Linked DNA regions of Mus musculus: region 2 is linked to region 1. A link is a contact called in ENCODE Hi-C or POLR2A ChIA-PET data. All regions are on one chromosome and are shown on one strand. The core of a region is the stretch at or near the end of the contact, and the rest is flanking DNA. Distances in the headings are between cores, read along the strand shown.

Region 1 (5,763 bases), core at 1,047-3,546:
CTGGGCTGGACAGACCACAGGCTGTGTAGTAACGAGGGAAAGGGAATGTTAGATGACCCATAGCTGTGTGGGAGATGGCCCATTGAGGACACTGTATTTCTTTAATCAGCGGCCACTATGTGAGCGGCCAGGCTGTCTTTTGAAGTGGACACCACAGGAAACCACTCCTCACAGCAGGGCCAGCCCAGGGCTGACAGCATCAGTGGAATCTCCCAGGGCCAGTGTGTGAGTCGCCAGATAGCCAGTTTTATTTCTGGGTTTCCAAACAAAATTGTATTACCCGGTTATTGTTTTTCACCATATTTACTGTCCAAATTCTAGAGCGGTTTGTTTAAAGAAGAAAGTCGTTTCGAGGTGCGGAGCTGACGCTGCAGAGGCCAGCCGGGCGAAGTCAGGGAAAGTGTCTTGATGCCAAGGTGTACTGTCACAAAGCCCAAACAGATAGCTCCAAAACACAGCGACTTCTCACCCTGGCAGTAAGTGGGTACTTCCCACAATGCCTTTTGAGGCAGCTCTGTATGGGACCAAGTTGGTTTTTTTTTTTAATTTGTAAAATCATACAAATATATAATTATAACTATATACTAAATAACGCAATAGTAGAATGATTTGATACAGTTTAGCAGAAGAGAAATGGAAAATGTTCAAGTTACAAGGACCCTACCCCTAGGAAAAATTCTTCTTTAAACATCAGTCTTTGTAAGCAGGTCAATGGGACCAGTGTGCTCGGGGATTAGTTGTGGCTAAGTCCTGCTGAACTAAGGGCCAAAGCGGAAACAAAGACTGTCCAGCTTTCATGATGCTATCTCATACACGCCACGCTGCAGTGGTACCTCACACGCTCAGGACATGCCACACACCCTAGTGCTGACACACACACTCCACCATGGTAGAGGGCCTCCACCTATTCACTGCACAAGACTGGCTTCTGGCAGCCATATTGCCAGGTTCATGGATCCACTGGGCATCTGGGTCTCTAATTTTAAATGAGAGCTGCAGCTCTGAGATGTGTCAGTGTGACCTCGCCTCTGCAGCTCAGGCCCTCTTAGCTTCACCTCCTCCAACTCAAATCAGTATGCACTTCAAGCATTATCTCAGCAGGGAGGAGGGAGCCATCATGGGTCTGATAGGCGGGCAGCTGTTTCCCTCTTCCCGGCTCCCTGCTTCTCAGCCAGCCGCTTCTGTCTTCTCTCTGCAGCCTGGAGGGAGACAGTTCCAGCTCTGGCTGTCACCCAGACCCTTACTGTCCTTGAGGACACTGGTGGATGTGACTGAGCTAGAAAGCCTCTCTGCATGTGTGCAGGGAAAGGGGGGCGGGGGGGGGGGGGAATCCTTTCATTCCAAAAATCAACACAATAAACAAAGAAAGCCATGCTGGGAGGAAAAAAGGCAGGTTCACCAAAAGTGGTGAGACAGTGGTCCTCTGCCCAGCCCCATTCAGAAATGGCAGAGCCCTGTTTCTGCAGGGGAGGGGCATGTGGGCACAGAAACCTTCAGGGAAGTGGAACATGGTTCCTGAGAACTCAGTGGGCCCAGAGCACAACTAGTGCTGTGACAAGGTCTGTTGGGCTAGATGCCTGGCTAACAGTGCAGAGCACCCTGGATGGGTCTGAAGGCAGAGATGATGTCTGGAAGGCCCAGTTTCCTCTGTGGTAGGTGTTCAGTTATGGACCACTGTGTTTGTTACAGAAGGCAGGGAAGTGAGCCTAGGTGGCCTGACTCTGGCAGGAAATGGAGCTCTCAGCCAGAAGTCTCACTGTGCACCTCCACATGCTGTTTGTTTCAACTTGATCCAATTGTTCAGCATGAGAAAACATCCCGTAGGGTGTGTTGGGGGGGGGGGTAGTGGAATCCTGCAGGATATTGTTCTCTGAGTCCCACCCGTTGAGCAGCAACAATGGTATACTGTCCTTTTTTCTGCTGAACATTGCTATCAGGTTTCAGTTTGGTCCTTTTGTTTTCTAGGGTAGAGTTAAAAACAACCCTGGTGCGCACACACCGTGGCACAAATCAGAAGCAACACAGCACCTTTCATCCGTCGCCCAATGTCGTGATTCCACGATATCATGAAAACCTCACGTTTGTCCTTGCTCCTGACCTACAGCTCCTGAGGGCCCTAGAATCTCCCAAGTGGAGGTTGGATCTTTTTGCGTACAGGTGGGACGGCTGTGACTGGAGTTGCTCTACAGGATGCGGCAGAGTTACATGGGTGGGACAACGAAGCTGAGAAGAGGGATTATGGCTTGTTTCCTCTAGGGAAGGCTCTAAGGCCGCCCCATAAGTATAAGGTCAGTGAGTTTCAGGCAGCGGGAGGGCAGTGGGTGTGGCAGCTCCACCCCTTCCGGAAGCTCCACCCCTTCCTCCTCTACAGCCTTGTGTGCTTCTAGTACCCTCTTTAACCATCTGAAAAAGCATGTGTCTTGCTGAGTCCCCTGAGCTGCTCCAGGAAATGAACAGACCCTGAATGAAGAGGTGGTGAGGCCCTGGATTACAGCTAACTAATCTGTACGGGTCACAGCTGGGAACCGCCATCGCCTCCTGAACTGGCAATGGTCTTGGAGCCTGCACCCTCGACCTGCAGCATCTGATGCTGCCTCTAGGAAGTCAGGGTTAAAACTGAATTAACAGATACCAGCTGAACTGGTGTCTGAGGGAGACCCCGGTCACGGGTGTGAGACTTTGTTTTCTCCTGTCTGCCTGCCTGCCCCCAGAGCTTACTCAGGAAGGCATTCCCCTTCACTATGTGTTGTGCTCTGGCATTTAGGAACACCCCTCAGAGGATAATGCTCCCCAACTCCTCTTCTGGGTGTCTTGGGCACTTGAAAGCACAACCACTTCCATGATGCTTTGCCATGTCTAGACAGCGATCACTAGAGACAGCTGAGAAAATAAAGATGGCCAGGACATATTTTTGCAAAGTTTGAGGTAGTGTTGGGATATTAAAATCCCATTCCATCTGCATATCTATACAAGCAGAGTTTTGTTCAGCCTGACAAACAGAGGAAGCACCAAGGCATGCCACCGTAGCAGGGTCCTGCAGACATGACAGGGCGTGAAGTAATGAAAGTCACAGCAGAACAATTCCCCGTGACTCCTCTGAAATGAGTTCCCAGAAACAGAAAGTAGATGGTGGGGGCCAGGCTTGGAGGTGGGTGGAGTCAGGGAAGGGGAAGCCTTTGTTTTGTGGGTACAGTCTCACTTTGGGGAACTAGAAAATCCCTGAAGATGGGCAGTTGGTGATAGTGGTTGCCTGGTGAGAATGCTTCCCGCACAGGACTGCATATTTCAAACACTACATGATAGTATTTTATCACACTATCCACACTCCCATCCTCTGTCTGACCAGCATGAGCTCTGCCTTACCACCAAGATTTATCGCTTCACAGTGGATAAGGGAAGGTGGCAAGACATAGCCAACCTTCCTGAAACCCCAGGCCATCAGAGGTGACCATCTACAGAATCTGTCCATGTTCCAGGCAGCTCCATCTGCAAGCCACTAGCCTCAGGAGTCATACCTTCTGTATGAAGTGGCCCTTCCTTCCACTCATTGTCCCAGTAACCTCTGGGATTCCTTGAAGTAGCCACAGATCCTGCATCCAGGGACACCACCCTGTCGCCATGGCAGTATTCTTGTGGCACTTGGTTTCTGATGGTAGCAGAGGTGTGTTGTAAAAGATTCTGGATCTTGGGCTGGAGAAATGGCTCAGTGGTTAAGAACACTGACCGCTCTTCCAGAGGTTCTGAGTTCAAGTCCCAGCAACTGCATGGTGGCTCACAACCATTTATAATAGGATCAGATGCTCAATTCTGGTATGTCTGAAGACAGCTACAATGTACTCACATGAATGAATAAATAAATAAATAAATTTGGACCTTATCACCATAACAGATTTGAGGAGACAGAGAGATTTGCTTTGATTTAAATAATACCCAGCATGCACATGAATGGAAATCTCTCATGGGACTCATTGATGTGTAGGGTAGAAGGGAGGGACACAGGAAGAAGTAATGCCATCTGGCTTCTTTCATAGCATCTTGTCCCTTCCCATGAGCCTCTTTGAGTCTATACTCAAGGGTTTGATTGACATTAGGACTCAGTTTATCCATTGGGCACTTAGGAGTCCACGAGGGTTGGAGTAGAGTGCCTGTTTACTTTGAAGGCAATTTTTCCCTCAGCTTCGCTGGTTAGCAGCGCCTGCTCACATGTGCTGTCACCTTTGCTCGCTTTGTCCACAATGAGCCACCTCTGACCTCACGCCCCAAGATGTGCCAGGCAACAGCAGATAACATTTTCTTTCACTGAGTTTCTGGGTCAAGCAAGCTTTGTGGCTTCAAAGTCAATAAGGAAAGGTGATAAGACGAAGCCAACCTGCAGCAGCTGGGTCTGGCGAGGCCCATTTATCTCGCATGTTCCTGGACTTTTTTTTGCTACTTCAGAGCCTCAGCTGTTCCCAGAACATTGCACGTCGGTCAGTCCAGCCATAACTGCCTCTCTCTCGGTTTCTTACATCCCACTGAGAGGCCTGGCTCAGGGAAGGACTCAGCCAGTCTGAGTTCCTCTCTCATTAGCAGTGGTGCCTCATGTTGGCAGGACCACAACAGTGGGGAACATGTGGAAGAGATAAACACTGGCCTTCAAGAGCTCCCTAGCCGTAGACAGGAACACAGACACACTAGTAACAGCAATGGAGACCACAGCTCGGGGACCCTGGGATATGACGAGGGACACATATTGATGGCAGTCTTCCCCAAGAGCTGACTCAAACCCAGCAGAACCTAGATAAGTCCAGTTCAAGCAGAGCCCCACCCACCCGCTCCCAAGCTCCCACGGAATGGGTGAAAGGACCACAGGCCTGTCTAAGCAAAGCAGACTGCTTTCCTGGGGTGTGTCTTCCAAAAGCGGCTTGTTTTTAAGAGAGTATGTCTAAAGTAATGTGTTGGTGATAGTAAGATGACAGAGACGGCCTGGAAGAGTGGGGGCTGGGATGTATCAAGAACAGGCTCATACCTGAGCAGGAAAGATCAGTGACCCCACATCCCAAGGCTCCTAGGAGAGCCACAGACTATTTCCCGGGCAGAGGACCCTGATCCTGATGCCTCTGTAGCTGAGGTGGGACAGGAAGATCTGCAGAGAACTTCCTTCTCTATGAAGCCAGTGCCCTGATAGATAACAAGGATTGGGTAAGGAAGAGGCAGGATGAGGAGGAGGCACTGGGAATTGTCATTCTCCAAGCCTATTCTCTCTCACCGTGCCAAAGGACCAGCTCTTCAATAGGCCAGGAGGAAGCAGAGACATCTGCAGACCCCCAGGCCAATCTGGTCCTGTGTCTCTTTGGCTGCATGTCTTACAGGGATCCATCGGAGCTATGAGCTCTCTTCACTGGGATGTGTGGGAGCAGGAAGCTGGCCTAAGAGTGTTATCCATCCGTGCACAAAGTGCACCCTGCTGTTCTCAGCCTTCCTCTGCATGATCGGATTTTGGTTTATGTGACTATGGCCTCTCATTCAGACTTCCAGGAGCATGGAGTTAACCCTGAGCCAAAGGCTAAGGAGGCTGGCCTTGAACCTATCTCTTTGAGAGGATAACATGGTCACTTGCCCTCAGTGACCTGTGTGCTTGCTAGACCTGGATTTTTTTTCACCCTGAGCTTCTTTTGCCTGGGGACAATGTAAGTCTAGATACCTCCCTAGCTTGAGCCCAACGGATCCATTAGGACAGGCCTCCACTCCTCCAATCCCAGAGAGCACCCTTTCTGACAGAGA
Region 2 (5,763 bases), core at 2,344-4,843, 46 kb after region 1:
AGACTCCATTAACTCAGAGCAACAACACTACGGTTTGCATTCTTACTCAGCGGCTGCTTGTCATCCCACAAGGTATAATTATGTTTGTGTGTGTAGAGGTGGTATATGTACATTTCCGTGTGTGTTTGCATGTGTCTACGTGTGCATGTACGAGTGCATGCATGCATGCACGCATGTGTGCAATCCCGAGGTTAGAGTGGAGTGTCTTCCTCAGTCACTCTACTCCTTAGTTTTTGAGATAAGAGTCTCTCACTGAACCTGGCTTTTACCAAGTTGATTGGATGGCTAGGCAGTGAACTCTAGCTGTCTCTACTCCCTATGCCCCATGTCCAGTTTTGGGGTTACATCACACACACACACACATACATACACACACACACACACACACACACACACACACACACACACACACGCACAGAGCCATGCCTGGCTTAAATATGGATACTGGGAGTCTAAACTCAGGGCCTCATTCAAGCATAGCAAGTACTGACTGGAGCCATCATCCCAGCCCCTAAAAAAACAATTGTTTGAATAGATTTTTCAAAATAAAATGTCCTGCCAGGAAAGTCTCCTCTGGCTCAGAGACTGTCTTCCAGTGAATGAGAAGACCACAGTGACCCAGTACTGGCTGCTGTTCGCTGTTTGGTTCCCAAGTTTTGATACCAACTCTCCTTGGGTGAGCCTAGCCAAGCTCTCCTTGGAGCCACCTAGCTGTCCCGCTCTTAGGACACCCTGAAAGGCATCCCACCCTTGGGAGATGTTGGGAAAACATCTACAAGCACAAATGCTCAAGATCTTAGAAAGTGTGGAGAGATTTTCCAATAACACATACCCAATTTGGTAAATTATAGTACCTTCATAAGGTGGAATGCCATGCCGTAGTTAAGCCTTGCATTGCAAAATAATACTCAGTTGCATGTATCCTTTTTGGTATGTATTAATTACAAATATGTTGACATGGAATACCCACTATAATCACAGTTCTGAAGAAGGCATAGAGCAAAGAGGAGGAACCCAGGGATGACTACTGAAGTCTTACTGGTTCATTTTCTTCACACACTTTTGCTCACATTCAACGTTTTTCTGCAACAAATTCACACCCTAGAAGAATGGGGATGGTGAGTGCATGACGGGAGAGGCAGAGCCTATTGACCTACTTGCTGGCCCATCTTCACCAGTGAGCATCAGTCTCATATCTGGTTTGTGAGGGCCTGGCCTAGCCCGTATGTCACAGTTTGTTTTCCTTGCTGAACTTCTCCTAGAGTCGACTTGTGAATCATGCAAAGCACACATGTGGGGGAAACTTGAGTTCCAAAGCACTCGCCCTTAGTCAGAGGGGGCAAACCCTAGAGCTCAGGAGAGGCTGGCAGCTCACAGCTGTGTGGCCTGTCCATGCCTGAGGGAGCTCCTGCCTTCCACAGGAGAAGGGGCTCAAGCTGAACTCAAGGAAGAAAAAAGGAGCCAAGCACTTACCCGTTTTTTCCCTTTGATTTTTGGATCCTCCGCCCAAGATAAACAGAGTCCCTGCATGTTCCGTGGATTGTCACTCTCTCCTACATCAACTCCAAATTCCCTATCACAACTTTGTAATCAAACCTTCCTCTGCTGTTGCTACAGCTCAGGCCTCCACACAGATGCCCCACGCAGATGCCCCACAGGGTCTGGCGGTCCACAATTGGCTTCTCTGGTGCCCAGTGATGCTATTGTTTATGTCTGCCATCTGTCACTTTGTTACTAAATGGTGTCCTACTGCTGTGAACACCATGCCATTGGTAACTCACTTCCTGATTACTGGACATTTTGTTTCCCATTTGGGATTGTTTCCAGTTTGGTCTGCCTTGTAAATTCCAGAACAAGCCTTTGAGTGGATGCAGATTTCTCTGTTTCCTTGGGCGAGAGGGGGATTGTTAGATTATAGGGAGGATGTATGTTGGGACTGCCGGGCTTTTGGTTTAGGGAGAGAGGGGTCGAACCTGGGTCGAACTGCATGCTAAGTGTTAGGTTGGAACCCCTGCTGGCCCCAGGGTTTCTTCCCTTCCCCCAACCCCTCCCTCACAGGGAAAAAACTCCAGGCTAACAGGCTATCACTCCTTATCTCCAAGTTTCCGGCTAGGCATTCTAGAGTGCCCACCCAGGGTCTCAGTTTTTGACCACATAAGGGCACAATCCCAGCTCCTCGCTGATAAGTTATCAGTTCTCACCTAAGCTCTATAAAACCCCCTGGATGTGTGACTTCACTGACCTCTACCTGTGAACCCACTGAAGAGCTGCCTTCTAATAAACCTGCCTTTAGCTAAGTTTAATCTGCTCTAGTCTGGCCTTTGTGTCACCAAGGGAGAATTAAAAAAAAAAAAAAAAAAGAAGAAGAAAAGAAAAGAAAAAAAGAACCTATCACTAAGTATGTGCTCTACCACCAAGCTACAGTCTTGGCCTTGAGAAGTGAATGTCTGACTTTAGTCCGTGCAGGCTTCTCATCAATGTCACCGTCACCCTAATGATGCTCGCCGCGGCTTTAATTGATACCTCTGTGTTGATGCACGATGCCAAGCATCTTTTATCCTCTTGGTTTCTGTACGGTGTCTTGCCCCGTGATTGTTGGTTTGGAGCGCCTCAGCCTGGATCCAAGTCTTGCAGTCACGTGTCATGCATAGCTTTCCTCTCAGGCTTGCCTTGCCTATTAATTGTCTTGATCTTTTGAGGTTAAAATTTTCATTTTTTGTTTGTGGCCAGCCTGGTCTACAGAGTGGGTTCCAGGACAGCCAGGGCTACACAGAGAAACCCAGTCTCGAAAAAAAAAAAAAAAAAAAAACATTTTTCATGAAATTCAAATTCTATTTATCACCCATCTCTCCCCCCCACTAACCCTCCCACCCAACACCCCTTGTCACCTAATGAAGTCTGTTGGTGTCAAGGTGAATAACACCAGAGATCGTTACATGCCTGGTTTACAAGGATAACCCTCTACACCTAGAATAGTGCTCAGAATTTTTTTCAATAAACACGTGTTAAGTAAGTAAATGAATGAAAGAAGGCTGAGTGAGCAGATGATGGGATGTGTGGATAACTTAGTAACTAAATGAATGAAGCATTATGTGGGAGAAATGCAAATGTAAAAGAATAGATTCCAATCCCATGCGTGCGTGTGCTGCTGGGATGAGCGCAGCAGAAAAGCTAGTGTTGTGGGTGATGCAGAAAAAGAAGAGCAGATGCCAGAGGCTCTAGGTACCTCCTTGGCTTTGCAATGCCCACATTCCAAATGTTTTCATTATTCCATTTATTTCTTTATGACAAAAAAGGTCAAATGTGTTTATCTTCATCCATAGCAAGAAAACATGGGCCACTGCCTTGTCTTGCTGCTAAAGAGTGAAAGAGTTGGCTCACTCTCCATTGCCTCGAGGGAGCCACTAACAAAATATTTGCTTCCCAGCTCCATGACCTTGGCTCTATTAGGACAGAGGCCTTGGGTCCATGGGGAGGAGTGCTTCCACCAGGGAGCAATGACAACAATGACTTCATTCAGCTGGAAGCTAAGATGTCATCTGGCCACTCAGGGGTCCTCATGCATCTGAGTCAACAGGCAAAGAATGGGGGTGGGGGCCTGTGCCGGCTGCAGGGATACTGAGGATGGTGCCAGGGAAGGCTGGGATGCTTTTCCAGCACAGCCAGGAAGAGGAGCCTGGGATGTAGCAGCTAGCTCCCTGCGGGAAGCTCTCACTCTTGCCACAGCCAGGTCTTGAGTTAAAGATTACTGAAAGACTAGACTTTAATTCAGGGGTGCGGCCAATGGCTTAGACCCTTTAGAAGTTCAACAGACAGCCAAGGAAGGTGCCTGGTGAGAGCACAGGGAGCTAACACAGCAGACTGCAGAAGAAGAGAGGGTGTCCTCTATTTACACCAGGAAGAGGGTGTTACCTCAACAAATCTATCATTAGTTGAAAAGATTAAGTCAAAAAATACATTTATCTCAATGGTAGGGTACTTGCCTCTAGTATGTATGAGGGCCTGCCTGTATTCAATACCAACATCAAAATAAATAATGAATAATTCACAAAGCTGGATAGGAAAGTCCATATCTGTAATCATGTGTCTTGGGAGGCTAAGGGAAGAGAATCACGATTTTAAGGCCACCCTGGGCTACTTAATGTTACTATGTGTGGGGATCAGGCTGTGCCCTGCTCTAAATTAGTTCATATGTATAATCTATCCAGGGGCTTTCCAGCTGAGTTGTAGCTAGGTGGCTGACTCCATTTCACGTAGCAGATCTTGCCTTCATTTTGGGTACAAATGCAGACACAATGACTCTGAACCTTGCTCTGCACTGTGTACTAGCACCAACCATGAGACACAGACTGACAAATAATAACCCTACCATCTAAAAGGGTACCACCCTATAAACTTATCATAGCTAGGGTGGGAACATTTGAACACACAATATGTTAAAATCATATCAGAAAAGCCAGGTCCAAGAAACTATCAAACACACCAAACCAACAAGGGCTGTGACACCCTCACCTGGACCCAACTAAGAAAAATAGCACCAGACTGATGGTGACCTAGGGCTATCTGACCACCCGATGTGTGTCTGCTCAGCATGGCTTCCATGCTTCGTGTGGTCCACTTGAACTGTCAAGAGAGGCAATCAAGGGAAATTGCAGCTTATAAATTACAACATCAGAAACCAACATAGCACATGAATTTATTGTAATTCAATAAATTCTGACATTGGAGAAAAACACAAATGCTTCTAAGTTTCCTGGCATAGAACACTCATAATACTTTGTCTCAATAATAATCATAAAATAATAATACACCTAACACACTGAGCACCACGCTTAGCAACGTGTTGACTCATCCTTTGTATCCATGCATGGCTGGCCCCTGCACTGCAAAGCATGATGGGAAGATACCATAGCAAGGATTCCCAACCTTAGAAAAAAGTCCTGAGCACAATTTCCACTGACCATCGAATGAAAATGAGGACAGGAAGTTTTCGGAGTATGGCTGAGGAGGTTATTATTATTATTATCATTATTATTATAGATATGAGGAAGCGAACATGAGAGGGGACCAGGAGAGGGAGAAGAACCAAGAGAATGAGGAGCTAGAGGGCACAGGAAGACCAAGAGAGCACATGGCCAAGATGGCTGAGTTATATAGGAATCAGAAGCTGGGAGAAGGGAAGCAGAGTTCAGAGGAGAGAGGACAGACTGCAGGGGTGAGAAGTCCTGAGAGGAGCCAAGACTCTATTACAGGTACTTGAGACGCTGAAAGAGCCTGGCCCCCAGTGTCCTCTTTGATATCTTAATAGGTACTTCAGCCATTTGTCCTGGGTTTCTTTGACGTTTAACAATCATCAACTTACAACACTTGAAAGTTGACTGGTCACAGTCGCTACAAGCCACTCACAATCTGTAGCTATAAATACTGGTTTGAACCTCAAGACCAGTTGTAGTTGTGGGACTGAACTATTGTGGGACTTCTTCCTGATTTTATTCTTAATGTTTGTACCTACACCACTCTTCTTTCTTCATCTCACCTGAGATGAATTGACAGCAAGCAACTGCTCATGACAGTTTGTGACACATAGGCTGTCAAAGGGAAGAGTGACTCTCAGCCGATGTTCGGTGTGCTCCCAGAAAGCATGGTTAACTGTGTGTTTGGTTATAAGTGATAGAACCATTGTGGGTAGAAGAATGGCTTTGTGGTTGATGCTGACTTGCCAAGGGCAGGCTGTGAGAGCTAACTCATGTGTCATCTAGGTTG

The links. Hi-C counts contacts between places; a loop is a spot of excess contacts on that map. ChIA-PET counts read pairs that join two places held with the same protein, here RNA polymerase II (POLR2A).
Region 2: a map of T-helper 17 cell shows a loop between it and region 1 (8-fold over the local background). The contact joins two enhancer-like sites. A Hi-C loop is called at or near these places in 1 of 37 maps with a recorded cell type or tissue (T-helper 17 cell). POLR2A ChIA-PET finds 5 or more read pairs at or near these places in 3 of 5 experiments (Patski and embryonic stem cell).

The regions. Positions count from the first base shown.
Region 1 is chr17:13,656,980-13,662,742 of GRCm38, forward strand. Gm41530 (a long non-coding RNA gene) reads left to right here. Exons shown (of 2, transcript XR_876607.3): 1 at 1-2,157. Among named protein-coding and RNA genes, the nearest start is that of Gm41530, 4.0 kb to the left of the region's middle. Within about 2 kb of position 2,297, at least 1 of the 3 ENCODE cell types and tissues checked has a DNase peak (open chromatin) inside an H3K27ac peak, as active enhancers do.
Region 2 is chr17:13,702,103-13,707,865 of GRCm38, forward strand. No RefSeq gene overlaps it. Among named protein-coding and RNA genes, the nearest start is that of Gm24867, 30 kb to the left of the region's middle. Within about 2 kb of position 3,594, at least 1 of the 3 ENCODE cell types and tissues checked has a DNase peak (open chromatin) inside an H3K27ac peak, as active enhancers do.